Regions from separate parts of the Homo sapiens genome. Here region 2 is linked to region 1. A link is an interaction called in ENCODE POLR2A ChIA-PET data of the cell type or tissue named here. Cell type or tissue: A673. All regions are shown on one strand. Links, peaks and the distances in the headings refer to the core of each region. The heading gives the core; the rest is flanking DNA.

Region 1 (5,392 bases), core at 267-5,266:
TTTTCATCACCTTCAAATAAAACCCCATTCCCGTTAAGGAGTTACTCAGCATTCCTCTTCCTCACTCCACTTCCAACCCTAGCAAACACCAATCTGCTTTCCGTCTCTTTGGATTTACCTATTCTGGATATTTCGTATAAATAGAACCATACAATATGTAACCTTCTGTGTCTAGCTTTTTTCATTTAGCATGATATGTCTGAGACTCATCCACATCGTAGCACCTGTCAGTATTTCCTTCTTTTTTATGTACAAATAATATTCCACTGTGTATATATACCGCATTTTGTTTATCCATTCGTCTATCTATGGACGCTTGAGTTGTTTCCACCTTTTGGCTATTGTGAAAAGTGCTGCTGTGAACATTCATACACAAGTATTTGCTTGAGGAACTGTTTTCCATTCTTTGGGAGCTACATCTGTTTTTGGCATTTACTTTGTGCTAGTCAATGAACTGAGTGCTTTGTACCAGGAACTCTTTAGATTCTCAGAACCCTATGAGGTGAATACTATTATTATCTCTGTTTTACGAATGAGGAAATGGATTCACAGAGAGGTTAAAGTACCTCATATTGGGTCACGCTGAGATTAAACCCAATGAGCCAGGTTCCTGAGTCTGTACTCTATACTCTTTCTTTCTTTTGTTGCGTCAGCTTCAGACTTGACACCTAGAGCTGCTTCTGCTGTTCCCTCCCCAATACCAAGCTTGCCTGCTTTTCCCGGGCATACTTTCAATTGTTGTGTTTCCTCTTAAAATTCAGAATCCAATGTTGCATACAATATTCCAAAAGTAATTTTTATAATTATTACCATCATTGCCATTGTTGATATTTTGATAACATTTGAAAGGCACTTTGATGTTTTTCAAAACAATATGTATTAGTTTTCTTCCTTAATAATGAAAATTATATAACAAACAACAAAAAACAAGCCCCAAGCTTCATAGCACAGAGTATGCCTGTTGGCATTAAAAAATAAAGTCACGGTATATATACAGGGTTAAAAATCCAAACAGTAAAGAAATATGTAAAATGTTTATTAGGATTTTTTTCTGGAAAAGTAAATTATGAATATTCCCAAATGCTTGTTCCAGATGTGTTCTGACAATGGTTGGGCGCAGATTCCCATTTATGTCCTCAATCAGCTCATTTTAAGCTCATTCAGCAGGTGTATAACAAACCAGGGGAGACTAAAACTCCCAGGTCCTTTTCTCGTGATCTGCTACTGAGTCATAGCCCCTGTCTGCCATATTGGGCTTATGCAGTTGATTTTCTCAACCTAAATGCAGAAATTTCCATGTCCCTGTGTAATTCATTAAGCATGTTTTAGCCCAATGCCCTTCTCAAGGTACGTTTACATCCCAAGTGTGAGATCCTGTCTGTTAACTGTCTTTCTCAGTTGAGAAAGCACAGATAACTCTGCCACTTGGCCATGCTGAGGGCTCATGAATTACATTATTAGTAGAAATGAGATTTTGACCACCTCAGGATTCACTTAGAAGCGTGTTGGAAAGATTCCTGCTCAGACCAAACATCTCCCACCTTCCATTTTCAGAGTAATGTGTTCCGTCTGTGGAACCACAGCTTCATTTGCATGGAAGTGATAGGGAGCCATTCTCTACAGCATTGCAAACTATGGAGACTGTATACAAGTCTCAGTTGCAGTACTGAATTGCACACTCTCCTGCTCAGTATAATTTATTAGCTGGAGATGTGCCTACATTAATAGTATTTGACCACATTTTAATTTAACTGTGCTACAATGAATTAAACCAAATAGTAAAGTTACAATGTATGAGTCCATTTTTATACCATTAGAAGTTAATATTAACCTATAAAGTGAATTGTGTTTAAAAAATGAACGATGTTTTATCTAACCCTGACATACATATCTTTCTTGTGTATAACAGTCCTATAGGGTAAGTTGAGCTAAGCTTTTACTTGTATCTTTTTAAATAAACTATCTTTGTTAGAATGGAAATCTCTAATGATCAGATATGTATAATTGAGTTTTCATATCTTCATTAAGTTTAAAGATATTAATTAAGCATTATCTATCTATTTATTCCCTCTTATGAGATGTTGATAGAGATCATTTGGGAGCGGACAATACTTGTTAAAACTATGTGCAGTTTTCTAATGAGCCTTTCAAGAATGTGCGATTTTTTTTTCCCCACGAAGTTAGTACCCATGAATTTTGTGATTTCTTTTCTTAAGGATAAAGACAAGCCAAATGGTTGTCTTGCTTTTTTAAGGTTGTTTTATATAACTAGAGATTCTTCTTGGCTTCCTTTTTAAATGGATTTTTTGATAGGAAGAAAATGCAAATGAAGTAACAGTGGAGCTCATAAATTTCTAGCCTGGTGACTATAATGCAGGGTATTGGCTTTGCTATCAAACTTCCCCAAGCACATTTGCTTTGTATTAGTGACTTATGCAATATTGGATCTTTCGTCTGTACATTAGACTGTACAATTCTTCCTTTCCGCCTAGCATGCTTTGCATTCCACTCTTTAGACAGATGTGTGTGAATGTAGCATTCTTTCTCAGCTGAAGCTAACAAGTGTCAGCATCAGATTTCCCCTATATATTCCAAATCTGATAAAAGGATACCCTGTGGTTATGAAAATTATAGACACTTAATACCTAAGGCAAGTGGCTTGCAGTCTCAGCAGATTCCTAAATGATGATCTGCCCCATGGTGATGCAAAAGTGATGTTAACACTTTCCTAGGAAGATCTTCAATGGGGAATGTTCCTTTGGCAATTTGAATGCATCACTATACTTTTCCAGCCTTTTTTCTTCACCTCACCTAATTTTATGAGTTGTATGCATATCTAAAATAAAATGTGCATTTAGAATTGGCCACATGTGGACACATGCCATGATATCTCAGAAGACAGTAAAAACGAACTTGAAAACCAGAAAAATGCACAGGTCATATAGGGATCACTTATAATTGCCCCTGCTTTTCCCATGGCATTTTCAGTCCCATCATTATTCCATCTACAGCGCATCTCCAAAGCAAAATATATTATGAAAAAGTCATGTATGGTATTTCAAATTAAACAATAACATTTTCTAGGTGCAGAGCAACTCTCGTGATATGGCCAGTTAGACTTTTCATCTTGGTCTTGCCCTTTAGATATACTTTGTGATGCTGGTGGCCAGGTGGCAAGCAGAGAAGGAGGGGCATTCTAGAGGCGGTACTAAAGACAGCTCAAAGCTCTAGAAAGTGTTTAAGTCTTTTATTAGACCACTATGGCTGCAACAAAAGGCTAACCTGGTTCCTGTCCTTTCTAGCTAAATAAGCCCAACCAATGTGTCCACAGGGCAACCAGTGATATAAGAGGATGATCTGATTTTTATGGTATTACTTCCATTTCTGAGCCAAGCATAGCAAATATATAGTTTAACTGTTGTCAGTCTTCTTCCCTTGTATTTATGGAAGTTATCATTAATTTTATATTGTAGTCTTTTCTGCTAAACCCAGGCATTGCTTCATAATCTTTCACAAGATAGCGCATGAGAGAGCTATTGCTGCTGGGTCAGAGTTGTTACATGAGTTGCATCTTATCTGGCCATCTATCTCTGGGCTGAGTTACGGTCACATTTCCCTCTGATAGATCTCTAATATAGCAGGTGTAGAGTTAAAGGTCTTTCACTTTTTCTGGGAGGTCACCCTGACAATAGAAGAACCTGGATTTCTTATCCTATGTATAGTTTATCACCACGGTTGCTCGGCATGCTCTTTTCTGGTATCCCTAGCTCAACCCTAACTTTGGTCATCATTGTTTTTCAGGTTTTCAATCACCTTAAAGTTGCCACTGTTCCAAAAGTCATTTGGTGAGCCATTCTGACTGTTTCCACTTTGAGAATCTCGTGCCAGGTCACTAGAGATAAATATGCTTATTCTGGAACTCCCAGACATTAATCTCAGGGTCAATTCATGGTTCTGTGAATGCTTGATACCACCATCAGCACTGTGAGGCCTGGAACTTTGCCATGACTGCTACCTCCTTTGGGCTCAAATATTAAGGAGATAGGGGCAGATACTGGGCCTTTGATTAATATTTCTCCTCTGACGTACATGACCCCTTTATCCTCTTCACTTCCTTGATGTTCCTGGGTGTTGACATAGATGAAGATGATGGTTTTCCCTATCTTAAGTGAAAAACAATTCATGTTTCGCTTTGGGTAGACTGAATGGCCTTTAAGGATTACAGTTGAAGATAGTTTTATCCAAAAGGTCTCAACGCAAATCTTTTCTTATAGATTAGTCTATTAAATGTGAGGGGCATCTCTACCAGAGATTCTGGCAGGGATGGCAACTTTGGTTTTAAATTTGTTAGTCAATAAATATTTGAGTAACTACTGTGTGTGTGGTGCCATGATAATCACTGGAAATAGTAGCAGTAGCTGAAAGAGTGAGAGTTCTCATGTAGCTTCCAGTTATGGAAGACGATAAGCTAAGCTGAGAATTCTGCTCCTTTATGGCCCCTTACTAGGAAATAAATTCGTGTGATCTAGGAAGCCCCTGTCCTTCTGGGTGATGAGTGGAATTCATCTACACAGTCTTACCAGTCTTACAAATGTCTGTCCTAAAAGACTAGTAACCCACCTTACCCATATTCCAAGGAACCTTGAGGCCCATATTTATTATACATGGCCATTATTTGTATCCATGATTATATAAACACAGATGAATTGGTCATTTCCCCTGTCTGTGTTCTCTACTCTTAAATAACTTAGTTCTCCTCCCTTGTACAGATATGTGTATTTTTAAATCTAGAAATGTTAGTAGTTATAGAAAAAGCTACTAACTGTTTTCACTCTTCTTCCCTTTTATTTATGGAAGTTATCATTAATTATTAATTATTAATTAATTAGTTAACATTAATTAATGAGATAATCTACATTATCTCAGTGAATTTTCACACTAACCCTGTGGAGTTATGGTTTTAATATCCAGGTATTATGGTTTCAGAAAACAAAGTTATGCAAGCTCAGTGATCTCTCCCAGGCTGGCCAGCTACTAAGCGGTAGATCCAGGGCTCCCACCCACGTGGTCTGATTCTAGAACCTGAGCTCTTAACCGCTGTACCGACTTGTATCACTAGCCAACATCTGGGCTGCTCTCTGCTTTATCAATGAGTAAACTGAAGCCCAGGCTCTTAAGTGACTTGTCAAGTTAACAGACTATTCAGCAACAGATTTGAATTTTCGTATTAATATAGTGTAAATAACAACAGTTAAATCATTTATAGTGCTTATTATATGCCAGCCACTCTTCTAAGTGCTTTTTATATTGGCTCATTTACTTAATAACTACTGGTTATTGTCCCCATTTCACTTAGAGGCAAACTGATGCTTTCTGAGACCAAGTTGCTTAG
Region 2 (5,392 bases), core at 304-5,303, 200 kb after region 1:
GCGAGAATGTTGAAGAGTAGCACCATGCATCCTAGGGAATTTTTAAAACAATTAAAAGAGAATAATTATAAGTCAAAGTTATCAGGAAGGAAGGACAGATGTAATCTCATTTCGCTGCATGATAGTAAATGAAGGTACATATAATATTTCCAAGAGAGAAAAATTTACTCAAAGTCCAAGAAATTCAGAGTAAATTCAAATGGATAAGAAGGTAAAAATGTAGTCTAAGGATTATAACTACTTCTGCCCATGCAAAAAGCAGTTATGTTTATAATCCCAGATTAAATTGCCCAGAAGTATCATCAGATCCCCTATCTGGTTCTCTTTAGAGCATGTTTCACCAACTGTAATCAAAGATTTGTTTTTATGACTGATTGATGTCTGTTTTCTCCCAGTACATTGTAAATTCCATGAAGACAGCAACTATGTCTGTTCTCTGTTTGAATCCCAAGCTCTAGTACAGTCCCTGGAGCATAATGCGGACTAACTTAACATTTGGTGAGTGAATTAATGAATGAATACATTGTGACAATTATAATGTGACAATAAATTATTGAGAGGTCAAGTCTCAAAAGGGAGGTCTAAGCTAATTAATTTTCTGAATGTGTATGCAGTACTAGCTTATGTACAAAAATCTTTCTTCAGATGTGTATGAGTCAGCAGCAACTGGAACTTGGAGGTGGTCTTTAGACCCCAATGTCGGTATCTGTTCAAGTATTCTATTCGTACCTTATCAGCTGTCTTCCTTTTCCTGTGGTGGAAGGACTGCCAGTTTCATCTAAGTGGTTTGCCTCAGAGTTCAGGAGAATAGCTCATTGGGAGTTCTGGTCAGATATTTTCAAACTCAAATGAGTAAGCTCTCTGAAAAACCTATACATAATGAAAAATAGTTTAAGATTACAGTGGTGTTTTGATGTGATCTGGAACAGTTCACCCACTCCTACTTGGCAATAAAAATAAATTATGCAATGGGACAGCCAACTGTTACAGCTTGGAAAACTGTTAAAAACTCAAAATAAATACGTAGGTTAATGTCATGAAGTACTTGACCGGACAAGCATATTTTTCCAATTCTAAGGGTAGAAAGTGTCTTTGTAAACATTCCTACATGTCAGAAAACTAAATAAAAATGACCTCTAGCTTCGAGGCACTTATTGGAAACCTATTTTACATTGAATACACAAGCCAAGATAATACAGACTGTTTGATAAGAAACATTAGAGAAATCTGTAACATGAGGCTTTTTATTATAGGTTTATTACATCAATCTCTCCAGTGGGTAATGGAACTTGTAAATATACTCTTATGTAGGAGTCTCCTTGTGGGCTTTTTATTCATGCTGAAGTAAGCACAGCAAACTTATTTGCTGTCAGGGTACATTGAATTTAAGATTAGTATTTATTTTGGTTCTAAGGAGGTTTTGCGTTTGTGAATTGAAAGTTGGATCAGCTGCATGAAAACAAGATGGGACTACAGGGAGCACAGGAAGTAAATTAGTTTTTTCTAAATATGCATTCTGTAAACCTACGTATTTAGCTAGCATGGGGTGCGTATGCGCAGTTTCTCAGATGGGTGAGTCATGCATCGGATGTGTATGTTTATGGCTCTGTGGTTTGGGTAGAGATAGATATTCAAAATGGCATATTGCAGTTACTGTTTTCTAATGCAAATCGTTCTAGAGAAAAAATATATATGTTTATAAGAAAGATTTCTTAACCTCTTTTTGACCAGTGACTTTCTTAATTTCAGTGGGGGCATATGAAATAAAACCCTCAAAATCATCAGCCACACTGTACCTTCCATATCATTGACAGATAACACTGACAAATTATTCCGGCTTGTTCTGACACCTGAATAGAATGTATCAGGTGGTAACTGAAGCCATGAGGATGAGTTGCCCATACAGAGGAAAGGATTATAATAGTAAATAGCTATGTTTTATGAATGACATACTAGATACTGTGCGAAGTGAACTAGATGTGTTATTTCATTTAATGCTGTGCTTATGAGACAGCCAGGTCGGAGGGGGTACCTGGCAAAACTCCAGCCAGCCTGTGCCCTGGGGTGGACCCACAGGAAGTTCGCACCTTTTGCAGCGGGGAGGAGCCTGGCTGCTCCTCTTCCTGTGTGGAACCTGGGATTCGGCAGGGTGGGAAGTGCTCTGTCAGGGACTCTGGCCCAGCAAGAGTCCCTGTTTTCCTTTTTTCTTCCTTTCACCCAATAAAACCCTGTCTTACTCACACTTCAAACCGTCTGTGAGCCTAAATTTTCATGGCCATGGGACAGACAAGGACCCCATCATTAGCTGAGCTAAGGAAAAGTCCTGCAATACTTACATCACATGACTATGAAGGCAGGTACCATGGACACTCTCATTTGTCAAAGACGGAAAAGTAAAGCACACAGAGGTAATACGATTTACTGAAATTCACACAAATAAATTTAAAGTCTGTTCCATCTATGTTGTGTTGTTACCTTAGGATCTCACTTCATATTTGTGAAGAATCATCCTTCCCATTTCCTTAAATACCCAAACCATGAGCATTTGTACCATCCTTTATTCCTTTTGGACATTTGCAGCAGAATGTCTATTTTGTTTAATATTAGCTCATAATCTGGGAAGTGAGTAGTAGTATTCACATTTTATCTGAAGTAAGTGAGACTTAGAGAGGTGGAGTGACTTGCCCAGGCCTGATTTACTGGGTCTTAGTTTCAAGCCTTTTTTTATAATGAAGCTCACTCTATCTCCAATAGAGCATGTTCAAGGTTCTAGGTCCAGAAAGGGATAAGCTGCAAATCATGAATCCATAAGAATAAATACCTACTTGCATTTTTTTATGTGGACATGCAAATAACACACCCACACACACAAACAGACACACACACACACACACACACACACACACACACACACACACACAGAACTAACCTAATATTTCAGGTCTCATGAATTGTATTTGGTTTAAAAATACAGTGAGATCAGAAAGAATGCTCTGTTCAAAAAAATCACATACTTTGTCTCATTAGAGACAGAATTGATACTCTTTATTGAAGAGTAAAATTCAGTAAGAACCTTCTTAAAAATAGGAGCAGGCCAGGTGGTGGCTCAGACCTGTAATCCCAGCAATCTTAGGAGGCCAAGGCGAGCAGATCACTTGAGGTCAGAGTTGGAGACCAGCCTGGCCAACATGGTAAAACCCCGTCTCTACTAAAAATACAAAAATTAGCCAGGTGTAATGGTACATGTCTGTATTCCCAGCTACTCGGGAGGCTGAGGCAGGAGAATCACTTGAACCCAGGAGGTGGAGGTTGCGGTGAGCCGAGATCACATCACTGCACTTCACCCTGGGTGACAGAGGAGACTCCATCTCAAAAAAAAAAAAAAAAAAAAAAGAAGAAGAAGAAGAAGAAAAAGAAGGAAGAGAGGGCAAATGTGTATTATCTTATAGGTATTACCCTAGTCTGCAGTGAGGTTTTTGTTCTCTTATGTCCTATAAAGATCAGTGAATTCTAACGACTTTTACACTAATGTTCAAGTTGGTCCTTAATTTTATTATTTCCCTTTTCACTTATTTGACTTGGCTTTCTACATACCAGATGGTCACCTGAGCCCAGAGCCACATCTTTTCATTTGTTATGCTTTACAATTTGTCATAATATCTGGTATATTTGATATGGACAAATATTTGTTTGATTGTTTTCTTTTGATGTGGTGATGTTTGAACTCATCCTAAATGTACACAATAGTTTTGAGAGACATTTTAAACCCAATAACATGTAAATTTCTTAAAACATTGCTCCTGTTCAGATACATCGAACTGGAAACCTGGTCAGGGATTGTGTGAACAGCTTCATTTTCTCACTATACCTTGTACATGAAATCCTATTTCTGTTTGTCTTTTATTGGCTTTTAAAATAGCATGACGATCTGATGCACAGTCACTGGGCTTTGGCAAATCTCTATTTCCTCCCAGCCACAGAAATTTACATTTCTTCCCAAGCTACTCTGACTGTGAATAATCTATGTGAGGAGTGACCTCAGTTCATTTGAAAGCATCCAACATCCTGAAAACTGTAAAGCCACAGCACGCACTGATTTCTCAAGGTCTAAGAGATGGTTTATAAATGATTAAAAAAAAAACTCTAATAGTATACTCAAAACATTTTTTAAAAAAAGAAATAGAGTTATGAGTCTGCAAGGACTTATTTAAGAAAGACGTCCTAATATTGGGGGAGGTGGATTCACTGGCACTGTTATATCAACCAAGTATTTCATGTGTGAGGAGATAAAGCAGCAAACTACGCAAAATAAACAGCGTGTGTTCACCTTAGATATCTAGGACGCTTCACTTTGAATAAATTTTCTCTGCTTTTTTGAATCCAGAGCAATATTGTCTGTTAGACAAGTTCTGGGTTTTGTCTGCTTCAGGCCTGTCTTAACCCTGCCATTAATTGGCATATGTCCAGGCAATTAAAACTGTGGTATGGAGCAAATTAAAAAAGAGAATTTAAAGCACCAGAGTCATTTGAAATTCCAAGGTCAAATGGAAATAACATTGAATTATCTTCTTTTGGGGATTATACCTGCCTCTATTTGTCTCCACCAGAGGTGATAATCTAGACTTTGGTTACCTACTCTTTGCATCCTCAAAACGGGAACACACAGGAATGCTTTTTTCCGAAGGCCAGAATGACAGATATAAGATTGAAGTTAAACACAACTGATGCCCAGCACGTCAGAGCAGGACAAAGAATCAGAGGCAATTTAATCCCACCTTTATGCTTTTGAAAGACAAAAGGAACTCAAGCCCAGAATGGCAAAATGATTTACTAAAGGTCATCACAACTAGGCACCCCTCTAATTCTGGTAATAATTAAAATCAACAATATTTATTGAACACTGACCTTTGCCAAGCACTGTTTCAAGCTCTTCCCATGATTTTTTGGTATTATAGTTAAGGAGCGGAGGTAAAGGGACAGTGAAATAAGTATCCTCTATATCCTACTACTACCAAACAGTTTTTCTTCAGCTGAGCCAATAGCTACCATCTTCCAACTAATTCTTAGCCAGACTAAGATGACAAAGGAAATACACTAAGCATGATTTAGCTTTTTCTTATGTCTCCAGTTGTTGTTTTGAAAGTGTATTCATGGCAGGGAAATATCCCAAAGCCAGGCAGCCCCAAGGAGGAGTGCCTCTAGCATGAGTATTCCAGAAAGTCATCAACCTCTGAATACTTAAGTTGACCCTGTGATTTATGTATCTAGGACTGAAATAAAACATTTCTGACTTTCTATACAAGATTTTGCAATGTTTATATTAGTCAAGATCAGCTTTTTCCAAAACATGCTCGATGGATCACTCCCTTCTCAGGATGCTGTATAAGAAAGA

The links. Peaks named below come from ENCODE experiments on the same cell type or tissue, not always from the same donor. Only the 100,000 strongest peaks of a DNase experiment are listed, where the experiment ranks them.
Region 2: POLR2A ChIA-PET joins it to region 1 with 11 read pairs; 2 of 35 experiments call an interaction of 5 or more read pairs at or near these places.

The regions. Positions count from the first base shown.
Region 1 is chr3:2,456,465-2,461,856 of GRCh38, forward strand. The region is part of intron 3 of CNTN4 (contactin 4); the gene reads left to right. Among named protein-coding and RNA genes, the nearest start is that of CNTN4-AS2, 310 kb to the left of the region's middle. In A673, for the core only: no CTCF peak of the experiment used is centred there; a DNase peak (open chromatin) is centred at 2,557.
Region 2 is chr3:2,656,090-2,661,481 of GRCh38, forward strand. All of the region lies in intron 4 of CNTN4 (contactin 4), which reads left to right. Among named protein-coding and RNA genes, the nearest start is that of CNTN4-AS1, 400 kb to the right of the region's middle. In A673, for the core only: no CTCF peak of the experiment used is centred there; no DNase peak of the experiment used is centred there.